Linked DNA regions of Mus musculus: region 2 is linked to region 1. Evidence: chromatin loops called from intact Hi-C (ENCODE). Cell type or tissue: heart. All regions are shown on one strand. Each heading gives the region's core, and the rest is flanking DNA. Links, peaks and the distances in the headings are about the cores only. Region 1 holds the start of Rps18 (ribosomal protein S18). Region 2 overlaps Ring1 (ring finger protein 1).

Region 1 (9,558 bases), core at 2,601-7,600:
AAATGAATGTTAGCTTGTTGTTCGAGTGGCTGTAGGCAGACAGATGTACATTTCTTTGGGGACAAGGCACAGACCAGGGAGACCAGCTTCTTCCCTGTCCACAGGTACCACAAGCGGCCTGACCTGCTCACAGCCACACTTATGTAAGTTCCCCACAGCAGAAGCTGGGGCTGAGCAGAAGCTGGGGCTGAGCTTGGGATGGGGGCTCCAGGGCCAAGGCTTAGAGAACACTCATTCCTCAGGAGTTGCTGTCTGCCTGTGGACAGGCTCAGAATTTGGGAGCTCACCAGCGTCATGGAGAGCGTGCGGCCCATGACGGCGTGGAACAGGTCATGTGCAGCCGGGCCAGACACGATGAAAAATTCACAGATGAAAAGATATTCACGGCAAGAATTGTCGAGGAGGGCATAGTGCTGGCTGCGGAAGAGCGCTTCGAATGGATACTACCGAGACAGAGAGAGACACGATGGGTCTCTCACTAACCCGTGGATGTGGAGACTCAGCACAGCTTAGTAATCAGAGCTCACAAGATCACACACCCTCCTCCAGGCAGGGAGGAGCACCCTGAACAGGCACTGAAGATGGGGCACAGGTCACAAGAAAAGCCCTCCCCACTGACTTCTACCCCCACATTCACTTCAACTGTTGCCTCCCAACAGTCACGCCCCAGCCAGTCTCCCTCTGCCCGCCTCTGAGTCCATGGCTCCTAACTTCCCGCATCACAGCAGGCCAGGGACACCGGCCCCCCCCCACACACCAAACTAACACTCAGGGAACTGATCCTGGCCATGGAGGGGTTGCCTCACCATACCCTCTGCTCTCCACGTTGGGCAGTATGGGGCACTAGGATGGGGGCCTCCAGCTCGGCCGGTGAGATGACAGTACCACGAGTGCCAAGGGTAAAGATGGTGTTCCTGCTTCGGAGGGACGGCTTCGAGAAGAAGCGTGAACAGCTTTGGAGTCAGGGAAACCAATGAGACCAACTGCACCAGGCCCAACAAGCCAAGACCCGAGTCCCAGGAAACTAAATATGGCCCGGATAGCCCTTTCCAGAACCTGAGCCTTGCTTGGCCTGACACCCTTAATGGCTGTCAAGGTTTTACAAACCCTCAGAAATAAATGTGAAAATCTGTCAGAGCGGCGAGTGCTTCTTAGAGAAAAAGCTCTCGATTTCATGTCCTCAAAGGTTGAGAACCACAGAATGGGTAAGAAACACAGCCCCGGGCTGGAGAGATGGCTCAGGGATTAAGAGCACTGACTGCTCTTCCAGAGGTCCTGAGTTCAATTCCCAGCAACCACATGATGGCTCACAACCATCTGTAATGGGATCTAATGGCCTCTTCTGCTGTGTCTGAAGACAGCTACAGTGTACTCACATACATAAAGCAAATAAATCTTCTTAAAAAAAGAAAAGAAAAGAAATAAAGAAAGGAAGAAAAGCAAAGCAAAGCAACGAAACGAAACGAAACACAGCCTGCAGGCTGGAGCCAGATGTCCCCGCCATGGTCCCAGCCATGAGCCCAGCTCATGGGGCTCTCCTCTCCAGGATATCTTTCTTTGCTGTGTCTTCAACACCCATTAGGTCGTCTTTCTCAGCAACTTCCTCGTACTAGAGAAAATAACAGAGCTGAACCATCACTCTCCACCAGCAGCAGGTGAGGACTTCATCCCTCCCCCTCCTCCCCCTTCCCCTCCTCCTCCTCCCCATCCTCCTCCATGTCTCCAGCCTTGCTCACCTGCACTTTCATGAGCCGCCCCACATAGGATCGGTAGTAGGACAGGTAGATCTTGCTCAGCGTCTCTACGTACTCATCCCTGATCTCCTTGGCTGTAGCACGCTCATTACCCAGCAGGAACTGATAGAAAAACCTTGGAAGGACCAGGGCAAGTCAGACTCCCTGGATGCCCACGCTGCAGTGTTGAGAGGGCACAGGCCACCCCGCGCCCACCCCGCACCCACCTGTACTTCAGCAGGGCCGCCTGGGGGATCTGGTAGTTGGTCATGGGCTTTCTGAAGGAGTAGATCTTCTGGAGAATAAACTCCCGGATCTTCGTCACTGCCTAGGCGTGGGGAACAGACGGGCCATGAGGCGGGGTGGGCTTTCACTGTACGGCAGGAATGGGGTGAAGATAAAGCAAAGGGAACAAATACTTCGGTTGTGTTCTGGTTATGGAAACAGGGTCTCTCTGTGCAGCCCTTGCTGGCCTGGGACTCACAGAGGTCTGCCTGCCTCTGCCTCCTGAGTGCTGGGGTTAAAATCCTGCACCACCACACCCGGCCTTATTTTTCTGGGTTGTTTCATTTTGTAAATATGATTCTTACTTGCACAGGGACCATGCTAATCTTCTCTGTATTGTTCTAATTTTAGTGTCTATGCTGCCAAGGTGAACACTGCTTGGTTTTGAGGCAGGGTCTCATGTATCTGTACTGGCCCCAAACTCTCGTTTCTCCTTTCACCTCCCAAGTGCTAGGACAACAGACTTGTGCCATCATGCCAATGTATATGGCACTGGGGATGGAACCTGGGGCTGCATGCATGCTAAGCAACCGCTCTGCCAACTGAGCCACATCTCAACCTTCTTTAGATTTTCAGGGGATCTGGAGGGCCAACCACGCTCTGCACAGCGGGAAGCAGTGTGAAGCTCCTGGAAAGCTGATTCTGAGCAGACCACTCCCCACCTTGACCCGGAGCCGGTCCAGCACGCCTCTGACGTCAGCACAGGCAGCGGTGCCCATAGCCTCCTGCTCTCTCACCGCGGCTGCCTTGGCATCCAGCTCCTGTAGCTGCTCCAGGAACCTGGGCTCGGTCACTGGAGCTTCCAGAATTGCTCTGAGGAGCACGGGAGAATGGGTGTGGTTAGACGGGGTACCCCACAGCCCTGAGAGAGCCCCCTCACACCTCACATGTCATTTCTGCCTTTCTCTGTGGTCTCATGCCTTCAAGATAATATGTACAAAGTTTTCATCTCCTGAGCCACACTTCCTCATGTAGCCTTGGAGCACTCTTAACCTGTGTCCTATCCTATGGAGGGTAAAGCAGGGTTCGAAGTTCTTAATCCATCCATTACAAGATCTCACTCTATAGCCCAGGCTAGTCTACTTGCAGCAATCCTCCTGTCTCAGCCTCCCAAGCATATAATTACGGGCATGAGCCGGCACACCTGGTTTCTAGATGGTACCTGACAACCCCAGCCTAGAGACCTATGTTGTAAATTGTTTAGGTAACCCAGCCCAACCACCTGCTTTGGACATTACTACCTTTCAAACCAGTGACTCACGTGACCAGAGCAGAGGGCACCACCAGCCCATCCACAAGTTCCCCAAGTTTCCCCCGAACTGCCTGTCGGTTACGAAGTCGGATGTTCATGGCCCCCGACTGCTCCTGCAGGGTTCGGATCTCAGAGCTGATGGAGCTGAGATCGCTCTGAAAAGCTCCCAGCATCTGTTCCATGCGCTGTGGGGAGGGCAGGAAACATTGTGGGCATGACTCCGGGTTGTCGGGGAACAAGGACAGGTGTGTCAACCAAGTCTCTGTGCAAATCCCTGGTACCCAGCAACCCAGGAGGATGGGAGATCATCACTTGTCCAAGGGGGACAAAAAATACTGATAGAAGAAGAAGGAGAGGAGGAGGAGGAGGAGGAAGAGGAGGAAGAGGCAATTAAGTCAGATTTGGGGCAACAGGTGAGGGCCACCCACCTCCAGGACGGCGTCACAGGCCGTGATCTGATTGTGCAGAGACGCTATGTTTTCACTCTCTTGGATATCTGACCCACAAAAGTCAAGGGCTTCACACTGAACACAGAGCTCTGCCGATCTGCAGTACCTGCCCCCAGGTCCTCCCCAAAGTGACAGAAGCCTGAGAGAGAAGACATCCCCTTGAGGGCTACCTGCATCACAGGCCCCCAAGAGCCCATGCCAATAGCAGCCATCTTGGCCCTGTGCCTGTGAGGCTGGAGGATACAGTCCCGGATTGACTTCTGCTCAATCTGCTGCAGCTCCAGCTCCACCTGCTTTGAATAGTGTCGAAGATCCACACCCTGGGGGGAAGGACAACCAGTACAGACTCCGTGACTGGCTAGAGGGGAGCCACTAAGCTGAGGGGACCCCAAAAGGAAGGGAGGGTGGGGAGATCAACCCAGTGGAGAGCCTCACCGTTTTGAGAGCTTCCTTCACTAACTCATCCTCCAGGTTTGCCTGGATGTGAACTGGAAACAAGCTTATATTTAGTGTCCCCTGCCAGACCTCCCTCTGCCCACACTGGGCACACGCACACCACACCAATCTCCCCTTCCCTCCCAGCCCCCACCCTCTCCAGTTATAGGCACAGCTGCTTTGCCCGGTGGGACTTCCTGCTGTTTCTGCTCCTCATGGTCTACTCGACCACAGATGGAAAATATTAAAAGGGGATTTCCAAAGTGTGGCTTGTAAGATCTAAAATGTGTGGCATTCTGAGAAGCTAGAGAACCTCTCGCCTGGGCTTGGATCTGAAACATCTTTGCTCCGTTAATCTATGGTGTGTGCTGTGCCTGCCTCCCAGTCACTCAGTCTTAGCTGTCTGCGTATGTATGTTCAACCAGGCTGTATTCTTACTCAACAATAGTCCCAAAGGGGAAAAAGTGATGCTGCGATTTTATTATAGTGTATTGCTGTGACTATTCGACTCGTACTGTTCATTTCTTACTATTCCTAAATTAGAAGTTAAGCCTTCTCAACTCATGGATTAAACTTTATCTGTACATTAAGAAAAAAGCCAGCCGGGGGGTGGTGGTGCACGCCTTTAATCCCAGCACTTGGGAGGCAGAGGCAGGCGGATTTCTGAGTCCGAGGCCAGCCTGGTCTACAGAGTGAGTTCCAGGACAGCCAAAGCTACAGAGAAACCCTGTCTCGAAAAAAAACCAAAAAAATAAAAATAAATTAAAAATAAAAACACACACACATACAAAAGAAAGAAACCATAGAGGGTAATCTACTGGGGTCATGTAATATATTTCTAAAGAATAAAGGGGTCTACTTTGCTCCCACCCCATGTCAGCACTTACCATCCACTTCATCCAAGATGAATTCATCAGAGGTGATGTCCAACTCTCCAAGTTGTAGGGGTTCTTGGAGTCCAGAACCCCCCCCCTGAAGAGGGACAGGTTAATGAATGTGGGATACAGAAAGAGATGTTGGAAACAAAACATAATCGGGTATCCTTAATCCTCCAAGTGAGGTGGGGGGTGCTTTGGGGGGTGGGGGGTGCCGGAGTAAGTGGGTCAAAGATTCTGATGCGTTCAAATCTACAATCTTGGGCTACTGAGAATATCAGGCAATTCATGGAGTTGCTGGAGTTGTTCAAATGAGAAAAAACTAGGACTAGTCAAACTTGCCTTTGAATTTAGGACCTCAGTTTCCAGCTATTCCAGGTGATCCCTGAGGGAATTCCAGAGGCTAAAATCGCCAGCTTACATAGTGTTTACCCCTGTGTCTGGTACACCATTTAACATGCTCATTCGGCTAATCCTAACGACCACCTATAAGGTATGTCCTAACAGCGTTTGCACTGTAAAGGTGTGGGAAGTTTTGGCACCGAAAACACAGCATAGCTTTCAAGCGGTGGGGCTGGAGGTGGGACCCCGGGCAAATTGGTTCCAGAGGCCACGTTCTTAACCTTTTACGCTAAACACTAAAATTTTTTTCTACTAAAAATCGTGAACAGGAAGCTGACACTGTCCCTGGGGCTTGGGTTTCAGCCACTTTGGTCCCTACGAAGGCTAGGTCACCATCACCCGTGGCAAGACGGCTCCGAACCTCTTGTCTAAATGGAGCCTACGCCTGAGGAGAGGGACAACCTGACGATACTCCGGAGGACCTACAGCCCCGTGCTCTCACCAGCGGGCCCTCCTCCTCCTCTACATCTGAGGCCCCAGCCCGCAACACCAGCTCCCGGGCAGCGGCCGCCATGGTCGCTGCGGCTGCCATTCCCCCGCAGCTTCACTTCCGACTTCCGGCAGCTGTCAGTCTCAGAAAGTCCGTTTCCCGAAGCAAAGCTACAAGTCCTGGAATGTCTTCTATGGAGCAAAAAAGGGTCCCAGATATTTGAGCTAAGGCGATCGGCTCCAGCCTCTCCGGTTAGGCTTTGATCATTTCGGTCAAGTGCAAACAGGAAGGTGAACGTCTCGAACACAACTCTGTTCCGGAACCTTCGCTCCGCGCCCACACAAGAACGGTACGACGACAGAGAAGGCCGAACCGGAAGTTATAGCTCCGGTCCCTTCCAAAACTGTCTCAATACAACTCCTCCCTTAGGGGGAGACGGGGAGAGAAGCAATTTCCGGAAGTGGACCTCCGGGGATAGCCCCGCCTCTTCCGCCAGGAATCTATATAAGACTTATACGTCACTTCCGCTCTCTCTTCCACAGGAGGCCTACACGCCGCCGTCTGTGCCGCCGCCATGGTAAGAGCGGAATCCGCGCCGGGATCCTGCGACATCGGAGCCGGGGCAGGGAGAGATTTCCGTCAGGACTCAGAGAGTGCCCCATGCTGCGGGCCCACAGCCCTCTGTGGAGCGATGGAGTGTGACCCGAGAGGGGACGACCTAAGACGTGAAATCCCGGGGATCGGGGCCCCGAGGAATGCTCGCTCCTCTTACACAGCAAAGCTGCCAGGAGCTTGGCTGTGTGTGGGCTCCTCCCGCTTCCCCTGTCCAGGGAATTGGGGGCCGCGGCCGACGTCCACCCTCTTGTCAGAGGTTGCGATTTCCCGCGCCTGAGCGCGTTAGGGGTGAGCCCCGGTGACTGAGGAGTTGTGTAAGAACTTAGCAGACAATCCAACCCTGCCTCGGCCACCTTCCCGGTTTGGGGGTAACCTGTCTTGATAACTGCCCGTGTTCTTTCAGTCTCTAGTGATCCCTGAGAAGTTCCAGCACATTTTGCGAGTACTCAACACCAACATCGATGGGCGGCGGAAAATAGCCTTCGCCATCACTGCCATTAAGGTAAAAGTGTTAGGGGCAAAAGAGAAGCAGCTAAACTCACCCAACCCGTTTCAATAAAAGCCTGATGATGACCCAGGGTTAAACCAAAACATTGCTCCAGGGGTAGTGGGGTGTGAGTGTAGTCATGTCCCACCTTGCAGAGGTTTCCCGAGATCTTCAGCTTCCGAGAGCAGTCTCTGCTGTCAGCAAACCTTGAGTAGAATTCCTGTAAACTAACATCCTAAGAGGTGTCCAGGCTTAGCGGTGATGGTTGGGGGTGGTCTGCAGAAGCTATTGGCAGATGCCACAGTGGAAGGTGACACAGAAGCTGGCAGTTTTCCCCATTATGGCAAAAAGGGAGGTCGTAGGAGGAAGCTGGGATGTTTCTCTGCAGAGCTAAAAGTCTTGTAGACAGGGACAGGACTTGAAGTTGGTGATTTGAGGAGTTGCTGGTCAGGTGTGTTCAGCCATGAGACCTGTCAGTGGTGGGACCTTGTGGGATGCTAGGGTATAGATGGAACTGGGTGGCTGCTGAGAGGTTTGAAGGAGGCCTGGGGAGCCGAGGTAATGTCAGGTGGACATAAAAGTTGGAGTAAATTTTTTTAACCTTGTGAAGTCTCACTTTTAAGTCCTTGCCATGTTGACTTTTTTTAATTCTGCACTTTGGCAAACAATGATAGCACAGCAGGAGGTGCCTGGTGTGGTGGGCAGAGCAGTGTCTAGGGGGTTGAAGGGCCTGGGGCAATGCCTGTGCCCCGTGTGACCTGCTGGGAGATGATTACAGCTGACTTCGAATGCAGACAAGGTGAATGGAGGCTCTTGAAGGGGCTGTGCACAGTGTTTGTAGAGCCTGGGTACTGAGGGTTCTGTTGGTCCTGTGTGAGAGGGTGAAGAACACATCTTTAATGCCAGCACTCCCTGAGGCAGAGGCAAACAAATCTCTGGGCTTGAAGCCAGCCCGATCAATAAGTTCCAGGGCTACACAAGAAAAAACAAAAAAAAACCTGCCTGGAAAACAAAAGGGTGAAGCTGATTGGGAGGTGGGTGGTGGGTATTGGGAGTTTGAGGAGAGAGATTTCGGGGTGAGTTCCTCCAGAGGTGATTGCAAGCTGACCAACAAAGGGTGAAGGACAGGGAAGGTTTCTGTATTCTTTAATTTTTTTTTTCCCTCTTTTGGTTTTTGGAGACAGGGTTTCTCTGTATAGCCCTGGCTGTCCTGGAACTCACTCTGTAGACCAGGCTGGCCTTGAACTCAGAAATCCGCCTGCCTCTGCCTCCCAAGCGCTGGGATTAAAGGCGTGCACCACCACGCCGGGCAGATTTCTGTATTAATTAAGAAGTGTCTTCTGCTCACTCAAGGTGAGAATTTGAATATTTGGAAGCATATAGGCATGTGCTGGACCAGAAGTGCTTGCTGCCCTTATCTGTGAGGCAGTCTAGTACTGTCTGAATCCCAGTCCCTCCAAACTGCTTTAAGTGTTAGGAGTCGGTTCTTTATAATTTAAGTTAGTGCTTAAGTCAGAAGGCAAGGTGGGCGTGGGGCCACACTTTGTAGCTGAGCATAGGTCCCTTGCCTTGTCACCATAACCAACCTGGCATCATGCACCTTTAGAACTCACAGCTTGACAGTAAAACAGGCTCAAGAAAAGTAAAAAATTATATGGAGGCTGAGGTGAGGGTTGTGAAGGTTTTTGGCCTGCATGTCTGTGCATACTGTGCCTCTGGAGGCCAAAAGAGTGACTTAGATCCTCTCTCATTGGGAGTTCGAGTTATGAATGAGTGCTTGGTATATAGTCCAGGTCCTGGAAGAGCAGCCAGTGCACTGAGCCATTTCTCTAGCTCATTCAATGACACTTCCCCCTCCCCGCTAATTCTGGTAGTCACAAAGTCACACCCACTCTTGGGGCTCAAAAAACCTGTTAAAGGTTTGACTTTGTTCATCTGTGCTGCTTTTGTTGAGTTTGTGACACATGTCCAGTGTGGCCCGAACAGCGTTCCCTTCAGTTAGTAGGCAGGCTTTGTCTCTGGAAAGTGATCTGAAAAATGACAGGATCTCTAACTTAGGCTGGCCATAGCAGTCCCGAGTTCAGGGAGCTGGGATAACATCTGCACAGCCCCTCTGCTTTTGAGTAATAGGGTGTGTGTGAGGGGGCTGGAGAGGTGGCTTGGCTGTTAGAGCATTAGCTGCTCTTCCAGAGGATCCAGGTTCAATGACCCAACACTCAACAACCATTAACTCCAGTTCCAGAACATCAGCGCCTTCTGGCCTCTGGTCAGTGTGCCACAGACACACAGACATACAATGCAGGCAAACATAAGACACAAATAGACTGGGCTAGAGAGAGAATCCAGCTGTTAAAAGCTATGACTTCTTCCAGAGGCTCCCAGTGACCACATGGTGGCTCACAACCATCTGTAATGGATTCTGATACCCTCTGGTATCTCTGAAAACTCTGTACTCAGATCTTTAAAAACAAAAGTCTAATAGCCCAAACTTTTGACCTCAGGGCGTGGGGCGGAGATATGCTCATGTGGTGTTGAGGAAAGCAGACATCGACCTCACCAAGAGGGCTGGAGAACTCACGGAGGATGAGGTGGAGC
Region 2 (9,558 bases), core at 1-5,000, 65 kb before region 1:
ACCCCTCAAAGTGGCCATGGCAGCGAGGTACAGCAGATATCACCGTTTTAATTGAAGCACGGTAAACAGAACTTACCGTCCCGGCCCTGTCCCATCTCAACAGCCACATGTCAATGTACACATATATATATTCATCCTGCGAGCTTAAATATAATTCCCTCTCCAGTTTTCTGACTCACGTGCGCTGGGACGACATCGGAATCTGTTTGACAGACACCCTGAACTTCTAGTCTAGGTAGTCTTGCTCTTTAGAGTTTTAAGAAAGCCTGTTGAGGCCGGATGTGATGGCGAAGGCCTTTAACCCCAGCACTCCTGAAGCCAGGACAGGTGGATCTCTTAAGTTTGAGGTCAGCCTGCTTAGAGGCCTGCCAGGAATACATGCATATGGAGACCCTGTCTTGAAAACAGCAAACAAAAAATGAAGAAGTCTTGTAGCATAAATATCCTCCAACCCATAGATCTGTGCCATTCCCAGCCCTAGTCCTCTCAACAAACCCTGGCCTTTCTGTTTCAAAACTCCTTGTAAATGGGCCCTCATCCCTTCTGTTCTGGTAATCTCCAAGTCATTGGTCTCCTCCATCCCAGAATTCCCATCAGTTTGGTCAGCATGGCTGTCCAGGTTCTTACCTTTCTCAAAGCTTGCCTCTAAAGTCCCCTTCCCCCAACCCACTGCCACCTTCTGATGACCCAGGAAGCCATCATGGATGGTACAGAGATTGCGGTTTCGCCTCGGTCACTGCATTCTGAGCTCATGTGTCCCATCTGCCTGGACATGCTGAAGAACACAATGACCACCAAGGAGTGCCTGCATAGGTTCTGCTCGGACTGCATCGTCACCGCCCTGCGGAGCGGGTAACAGGAGGGACATGTTTGCCATGGGGCCAGGCGGGTCAGCCTGGGCATCCATGATGGGAGTTGGCCCTACAGAGCTCCCTTCCTCCCACACCCAGGAACAAGGAGTGCCCTACCTGCCGGAAAAAGCTGGTATCCAAGCGGTCCCTACGGCCGGACCCCAACTTCGACGCCCTGATCTCCAAAATCTACCCTAGCCGGGAGGAATACGAGGCCCATCAGGACCGGGTGCTCATCCGCCTCAGCCGCCTGCACAACCAGCAGGCGCTGAGCTCCAGTATCGAGGAAGGGCTCCGGATGCAGGCCATGCACAGGTGTGGAGAACCAGAGACCTTGTTACCCATGGGTCTTGTCTGGAGTACGGGCCTGATAGTCTGCATTCGAGCTGCCAGGTGGCGACCGTGCAGCTGACGTTGGGATTTGAGGGAAGTGTCTGTTCTCAAACAAGCTAACCTCTGCCAGCCCTCTTTAGGCCTGTGTCTCCAGCCATCAGATAGAAGCAGGAAGCCTCACTAGTAGGGCCACGGCCTGGGGGGGGCTCCCCCTGAAGTTTAACACTAAGGGCTTGAATCCTGCTCTTTATAACCTGGAGTGTTTGTTTCTGCAGGGCCCAGCGTGTGAGGCGGCCGATGCCTGGATCTGATCAGACCGCCACAATGAGTGGGGGGGAAGGAGAACCTGGGGAGGGAGAAGGGGATGGAGAGGATGTAAGCTCTGACTCCGCCCCAGACTCTGCTCCAGGCCCTGCTCCCAAGCGACCCCGCGGAGCGGGTGCAGGGGCCAGCAGTGTAGGGACAGGGGGTGGGGCTGCTGGTGGGGCTTGCGGGGGTGCCGGTTCTGAAGACTCTGGTGACCGGGGCGGCACCCTGGGAGGGGGAACCCTGGGGCCCCCAAGCCCTCCTGGGGCCCCCAGCCCTCCAGAGCCCGGTGGAGAGATTGAGCTTGTGTTCCGGCCCCATCCCCTGCTTGTGGAGAAAGGAGAGTACTGCCAGACTCGGTGAGGAGCCCTGCCTTTGCAAAGCCAGACCACCTGGAAACTCGAGCTCAGAAATCTGTGTCAGAAGGGGGCTTCGGGCCTGGGGTGTAGTTCAGTCAGTAGGGTGTCTGTCAAGCATGCATACATGAGTCCCTGAGTTTGCTCCCCAGCAACATATAAGCCAAGGGTGGTAGTGTACACCTGTCATTCCCAGAGGCAGGGGGATGAGAAGTCGAAGGTCATCTTCAGCTACATAGCAAGGTAGAGGCTAGCCTGGGGTACCTGAGTGCCCCCCCGCCCCCAGCCAGAACTTTTGGAGAAGGCTGTGCACTCAAGGACTCTTGCCCCCTCCACCCCCAGGTACGTGAAGACTACTGGGAATGCCACAGTGGATCATCTCTCCAAGTACCTGGCCCTGCGCATTGCCCTGGAGAGGAGGCAGCAGCAGGAAACCACAGAGCCCGGAGGGCCTGGTGGGGGTGCTTCGGACACAGGCGGACCTGATGGGGGTGGTGGGGAGAGAGGCGTTGCCGGAGGAGGCGAAGGTCCTGAGGAGCCTGCGCTGCCCAGCCTGGAAGGTGTCAGCGAAAAGCAGTACACCATCTACATCGCTCCTGGGGGCGGAGCGTTCACGGTGAGCATCTGATGGTAACAGAGAGCCAGGGTGGTGACCCGTCTCAGCCCCTGCTCTGTCCTTCTCTGGGGGCTTCTGTTGAGCCACACCCTCACTGGTTTTCAGGGTTTTTTTCCCTTTCTCCCGCCCCCCCCCCTTTTCCTCTTGTCCGTTTCCTCTTTTAACTTCCCTCCCCCTGCCTCCCTCTCTCCATCCCTAGACGCTGAATGGATCACTGACCTTGGAGCTTGTAAACGAGAAGTTCTGGAAGGTGTCCAGGCCCTTAGAGCTCTGCTATGCCCCCACGAAGGACCCAAAATGATGTCACAAGGGGACAGCTGGAACATGGGGACCACAGGGTGTCTCTGTGTCCCAGCTCAGCCTGCCAGCTTCATCTCCCAAAGCCCCCCAGCCAGACAGCAAGAGGACAAAGGAGGACAAATGGCTTTTATACAAAGTATCTATATTGAATTAGTCTATATTGGACAGCACGGGCCCTGTACCCACTACTGCCTTTTCTATAGACCCTAGTTTCCTACCCTGCTGGTGATAGGCAGGGTGGACAAGACCCCCTCCCCGCCCTCCTCCCAACAACAAATTTGCTTATTTCTTCTTTGAAACCTGCAGTTCTCTGTGTGTGTCTCTCAGGGGGAGGGGGCTGGAAAGATGGCCCAGCGGCTAAGAGCACTGGCCTCTTGTGCAGAGGATCCGTTTGATTCCTAGCATCCACAAGGTAGCTTCCAACCATCTGTAACTCCAGTGCCAGGGCGTTGGATGCCCTTTTCTGACCTCTACAGTCTCCAGGAACACGTGGTACACTGACTGGTGCAGGCAAAACAACCAAACACACGGAATTAAAAATAAGCTAGTTGAGTGGGTGGATTAAAGGTGGAGGCAGGCCGTTCTCTGCAAGACTAAGTAGTGAAACCCTGCCTTTAAAAACAACCAAGGGTTGGAGAGATGGCTCAGTGGTTAAGAGCACGGACTGCTCTTCCAGAGGTCTTGAGTTCAATTCCCAGCAACCACATGGTGGCTCACAACCATCTGTAGTGGGATCTGATGCCCTTTTCTGGTGTATCTGAAGACAGCTACAGTGTACTCACATACATAGATAAGTCTTAAAAAAAAAAAAGATAAAACAAAAACAAAACCCCCCAAAACAACAACAAAAACCACTTTTAATTGGGAAGGAAAGCTTCAAACTCACAGGAAATCCGGGTTGTAAATAGGAAGGTGATACCAAAGGTGAACTCCATAACTCCCTCCCCTTCTTCAAAAATACAAATGAGAGGGAGGAGCCATTGTAGCAAATTCCTGTAATCCCCAGCTCTGATTGGCAGAGCCAGAAGGATTGCCACTGAAACCAGCCTGGTCTACGTGATGAATTCCAAGCTGGCCCGGACTAATTACACCTGATCCAAAAGCAAACACCTGAAGAAAAGGGAAGTAGTGAAGAGATGTGGGAAGCCACATACGCCATTACAAGGTGGCGCTGGCTACCTCTGGCCACCACCCATAAGTTTGGGTAAACAACCAATGTGCGCATGTGCAGTAGAGTTTTTGCTGAGTCATTGCCTGGCCCAGGGCATGTAAATGAGGTACTGAAAGCATAACCAATCGGGTGTAGACACGCCTCTCCTAGGCCTATATAAGCAGTGCCAGTTCTGGGGCTCAGGGTCTTCGCCTCTGCAGTCAAGCTCTCCCAATAAACATGTGCAGAAGGATCCTGTTGTGGCATCTTCCTTGCTGGCGAGTAGGGCACTCACAAGTGGTGCCGAAACCCAGGAAAAGAAACATCTTCAGGCATGAGCAAAGACCCCCCTGTTACAGGGAGGATTCAGAACTGCATCACGGGGAAGGAGCGGTTAATGAAGTGTTCCCGCAATACAGACTGTTGAGAAGGATTCGACTGCATGGATTCAGAACTCTTAAGCTGGGGAATGGTGGTACTGGTAAGTAAAAGAAATTAATATAAGTCTCTGAGACGTATGCTTTCTTTCGGAATAGATCCGGTAATTGTTGCTGGGGTTGTGTTGCTTGCTTGCTTTCTTGCCTTGATATTATGCCATTGCCTTAATTTTCATTGCCCTGGACACGAGTGTATCTGCTGGGAATAGCTAGGCAGATACAAAAGATCATAAAACGAGTGTAGATAAAACTCGTGGATCGACCTTGGGGCTAAGAACCTCATGTAGATAAGTGACTATCTCAAGGATGCTTCAGTCCAGGACGAGTATGGGTACCAGCCAGTCTACGCCGTTAGTGGGGCCGATGCAAGCCTTGCTCAAAGAACGAGGTTTAAAGATTTCTGAAAGTACAGTGAGCGGGTTCTTAAAAGAGATAGACAGACTCGCCTCTTGGTTTGCCCCCCACTGGGTCGCTGACGCTACCTAGTTGGGAAAAATTAGGGAGAGATATAGCGAGAGAGGAAGGGAGAGTGAAAGCAGGAACAAGGCCATTATGGAAGTTGATTAAGGCTTGTATTCAGGACAAGAAATGTGAACCAGCTGTTAAGGAAGGGCAGTGACTTTTGCAGGAGCACCAGGAAAGCATGTCAGAAACAGAAATGAAAAGGAAGGAGCGCGCAGAAAAATAAGTAAAGGAAGAGATAAAAAGAGAAAAGAAAAAGAAACCAAAATATAGTGATTCAAAAGATAACATAAAGAATGAAAATCAAAAAATTAAGTCAATTTACCCTCCTCTCGAGGACTTTGACTAAAGAGGCAGCCTTCATCAAAGGCTTAAAGATAGCTCTCAGGGAAAGAGGAGTAACTATCAGAAGCAACCACTGTGCCTCCTCTCCCTTCTCTGGCAGAATTCCCAGAAGAAGGAGATAAAGAATTAGAGTCTGAACATGAGAGAGAGAAAATAAGTTTCAGAAAAGCAGTTATCCCCTGTTTGGGATCTTTTAGCAAAAAAGAGAAAAAATGAAAATAAGCTATTTCAGAGCTCTTCTAGGGACAGAAGGAAAACGGGAGACGTCCTGCTTCCTCTCTGGCTCCTATGGAGATATTCTTAGCTCTGGTTAGGATATCTGGGTCCCTTTGAGACATCAAGTTCTATTCCCTGTCTGTCTATTGTCTGTTTTTGGTGCACCAAATTGTCCATATATCTGTCAATTCATGTTTGTTTTTGTTTTGTTGTTTGAATGATTGTTGTTCTGTGTTTCATGTTGAAAAAAAATCTGCTGGCTGTCCATCTTTTAACTTGTTTAAAAAGCAGTCTCAATCTGCACAGCAGATTCATAGTGTACAGAGTTTGCTTTTCCTTGTTCCAAACAGCCATTAATTTGGTTATTGTAGAATATTGATGTTTAATCTATTGCATACCATCATATTAAGTAAAATTGATAATCATTATCCCATAGATAGTTAAAATTGCTTTTATTCATGCTCCTATATCGTCTATAAATTCATGCATGCATGCATGCATGCATGCATCCCATTTACTGTGTTTAAAAAAGATTACAGATAGCTCCTGAAAAGATACAAACTCAGGATCCTTATAATTATTTGGGCTTTAGACGTACTGATCAAGCTGTTTTTCCCTAGAAGATAGTTATTCTCAGAGACAACTTAAAGACTTTCTATTATTTCTGATTAATAAATAAATAAATTATACACATGTGACTATAATAACTTTTCAAGCATTCTAGTTACAATCTCTCTTCAAGAAAAATAATTGAAAGTGTAATTAGTCACTGTCCATGTTATATTAAAACTGACTAACAGTCCAGTATCTAAAATTTTGATGAAAATACAAGATTGTATTTTGTTGCATGAACACCCCTTTTATATTCAACATATTAGAGCACATACATCATTACCTGGCTCTTATTCAAGGGAGAAATTCCTAAGCTGAAGTTAGCCACTGGCAAGAAAGACTAAACAGATAAGTCCTAGATATTTATTTTGTAAATCTAAATAGTATATATGACTGACGCTTCCTAAAAGCTCTATGGTTTTGGGCTGGAAAGCCACCCTGGAAACAAATGTTCTGTTCCTGTTAGGCAGAAACATTCATGACCTACACCTGGCATCAAGGCAACTGACTCCCACAGGCTATGTCCTGGGGAGGACACGGAATGTATATGAAGGCCTCTATCTCAAACCAGTCGTTAGGTAACTAGGAGAATTAAAACTTCTTTAAAAAAGAAAAACAAACTCAACATTCCTATGGAAACAGCACTTTGGAGTGACCAGTGTTAGGTGCTAGCATCAATTAACCACAGAACAGTACTTTCCTTCCCACTTAGTCTACCAAACAAACCAACACCATCACACATTAGAAAGACCATCCTATAAGCTGCTTGGTTTCAGTCCAAAAGAAGCCACTGCTTTCCTAGGTGGTCCTTGAGTAAGAGCCTGGCTCATGGGTCCTCTGAAGCCATGGCAGGGAGAGATGTGCTAGGTGGCTACGTGGGCAGGAGAAGAAATAGAAACAACTTCCCGGAGGATGTTTTTAGCCATCTCAATGTTGTTGTGGGCAATGACCAAAGCTTTCTGAATGTCCTGGTAGAAATAGCCCTGACTCATGAGGCTTTCAATCTCACTTGAGAGCTGCGGTGAGGGTTCTGTGGCCACAGGGTTAGCAGTGGCACCTCCGCCTTGTTGATAGCTACTGGCTTTTCGTTCTGAGTTTATTACCTGGACCTATGGTTAAGGGAAATGCAACTGCTGATTCAGCCACCAGAGATATGGTTTTCCTATCACAAAGTTCTATAGACGGTGCTAAGAATTTTCATCAACTTTATCATGTCCCTGCTTCTACATTGTGACAGAAGTTTAAGCTCACACGAACAGAAGCTCGAGATATTGTCCTACAGTGTGGTAAATGTGTAAAATTTATTAATGCACCTTCCGTGGGCGTTAATCCTCGAGGATTATGACCCCTAGATGTTTGGCAGATGGACGTCACACATATCCCAGCTTTTGGTAAATTACAATATATACATGTGTCCATTGATACCAGTTCTGGTGTCCTAAATGCCTCTCCCTTGACAGGGGAAAAGGCAGTCCATGTCATATCCCACTGCTTAGAGGCTTGGGCTGCATGGGGCAAGCCCCTACTGCTAAAGACAGATAATGGTCCTGCATATACTTCTTCTAAATTTAGTCAATTTTGCAAACAAATGCAAGTGAAACATATTAGTGGATTGCCCTATAATCCACAGGGCCAAGGCATCATTGAAAGAGCCCATCGTACTTCGAAACAATACTTGCAAAAACAAAAAGGGGGAATAGAAGCTATAACGCCAAAGATGGCTCTATCCCTTACAATATTTACTCTTAATTTCTTAAAATTGGATGATGCTAGAAGATCACCAGCCGAAAGACACGGACAATGGCCTCAACTGCCCAATGAAATGGTCAAGTGGAAAAATGTCCTTGATAATAAATGGTATGGCCCGGATCCCATATTAATCAGATCCAGGGGAGCTATTTGTGTTTTTCCGCAGGGTGATGATAATCCACTTTGGGTTCCGACTTGACTGACAAGGACCGTGAAAGATCAAGATGATCCTGTATTCTTACTCCTGATGATTGAGACAGGGATAAGTATACCTTTGTGGGCCATAGTGAGATCATGGCCAGTACCCTTACCGGTACATTCCAATTCTTCTACCTTGCCTTTGTTTTTTGCAACTGAATGTTTTTTTGGATGCGCCTTGTGCACGACTAACTCCTCAAGAGCCACGGGTGTATAATAGTACGAGTTTTCATTTAAATTATACACTATGCTTTGTGCATAACGTGGATAAACCTTTTACACCCTGTATATTTTTAAAGAAAAAGATTATCTCTAATTGGGCAGATCCCATTAGCCAAAATAAAGTGAGCTCTGGAGTGTTATTTAATGCTTTAACGCAAGTTGTTCAAGGAGCACAATCAGGCTCAGGTGATGTTGGAAATAATGTAACTTCACCTATAAACATCACCACTATTATGATAAAGGGAAATGTGACTATTCCCAAAAGATCACGATGGCCTGTTGGCAATGCTACGGCTATACGCAGCATGCCTTGGTGTCATCTGGACCTTACATTTCCTATAGTTTTTTCACCTTGTCAGTCAAAACATTTTTCCTCGGAAAGAAATAGCAAAGGGTTTTGTTTTGTCATCTCCATTAGATTTTGTCGTAATGAATGATAAAGGAGATGCTACAGGGAAAGAAAATATTTGGCCATATTACCAATGGATTTTAAGTAATGAGGCAGGTGCTAGTACCAGTTTGTCAGCCTTTGCATTGCTGACTGGAACCTTTCATGAGATATTGAATGTTTCTGCCACACTTTCCAATACCTCTCTGTTCATTTAGATAATGTGACATCTAATAGAGTTATCAGAAATATGACTACTTCTCTAGTAGAAGTTTGTGTTAATCCTCCATTTTTCTTTATATTGGCTGAATTTCAAAATAATACAGAATGGTTAGATTGTACAAATGTCACTTGTTTTCTGATGCAATGCTGGAATGGAACCAATTTCATAGCCTTAGTGGTACATCTACCAACCTTTGTCCCTGTGCCTGTTGAGGCAGATCCAGAAAAATTCCCAATAATGAGTCTTGTTCGGCAAAAGAGAGGTTTTGGAATCACAGCTGCCATTGTTACAGCCATTGTGGTGTCCGCGGCGTCAGTGGTTACTGCAGGAATTGCTATGGCCAATCAAGTTAATACTGCTGACACCATAAGTCAGATAGCAGAAAAAATGTCTGAGGCATTGCTTACCCTGCAAAGGGCGGATTCTCATATCGCCTCAGGGTTAATGTTAGTGAATCAAAGAGTGGATATTTTACAACATAACATGGAACAGATGATGGATGTCATACAAATGAGTTGTGTGACATCAACCCCGCATGTGTGCATTACTCCCATTAGGTATATTAATAATTCTTTTATTAAAAGTACAGATTTATCGAATTATCTGAAGGGGAACTGGTCACAGGAGTTGGAAAGGTTGCAGACAAAGCTGCAGATACAGATCCTGAACCTTAATGGAACCAGAGTGGAACCAGTGACCGTTGGAGACTTTACCTCTTGGCTTACCTCTGCATTTTCTTACTTTAAGGAATGGGTGGGAGTGATTTTGTTTGGTGCTGCCATATGCTGTGGACT

Evidence for each region. Peaks named below come from ENCODE experiments on the same cell type or tissue, not always from the same donor. Only the 100,000 strongest peaks of a DNase experiment are listed, where the experiment ranks them.
Region 2: a loop joins it to region 1, with 9 times the contacts of the local background. A loop is called at or near these places in 15 of 42 quality-filtered maps.

The regions. Positions count from the first base shown.
Region 1 is chr17:33,952,498-33,962,055 of GRCm38, reverse strand. It overlaps Rps18 (ribosomal protein S18), which reads left to right and starts at 6,391. Exons shown (of 5, transcript NM_011296.3): 1 at 6,391-6,438; 2 at 6,880-6,978; 3 at 9,465-9,558. The coding sequence starts at 6,436. Vps52 (VPS52 GARP complex subunit) reads right to left here and starts at 6,256. Exons shown (of 20, transcript NM_172620.4): 1 at 5,874-6,256; 2 at 5,042-5,126; 3 at 4,155-4,207; 4 at 3,964-4,039; 5 at 3,699-3,766; 6 at 3,280-3,455; 7 at 2,681-2,831; 8 at 1,961-2,061; 9 at 1,737-1,869; 10 at 1,552-1,609; 11 at 812-945; 12 at 288-443. The coding sequence starts at 5,963. It overlaps Gm23111 (a small nuclear RNA gene), which reads right to left and starts at 2,393; the gene lies at 2,284-2,393. In heart, for the core only: a CTCF peak has its summit at 6,284; DNase peaks (open chromatin) are centred at 2,735 and 6,325; H3K4me3 peaks cover 2,609 bases; H3K27ac peaks cover 2,226 bases.
Region 2 is chr17:34,014,587-34,024,144 of GRCm38, reverse strand. Ring1 (ring finger protein 1) reads left to right here. Exons shown (of 7, transcript NM_009066.3): 3 at 692-852; 4 at 951-1,166; 5 at 1,460-1,849; 6 at 2,189-2,462; 7 at 2,662-3,353. The coding sequence ends at 2,763. It also overlaps the pseudogene Gm7326. Among named protein-coding and RNA genes, the nearest start is that of Ring1, 5.3 kb to the left of the region's middle. In heart, for the core only: no CTCF peak of the experiment used is centred there; DNase peaks (open chromatin) are centred at 944 and 2,154; H3K4me3 peaks cover 944 bases; H3K27ac peaks cover 287 bases.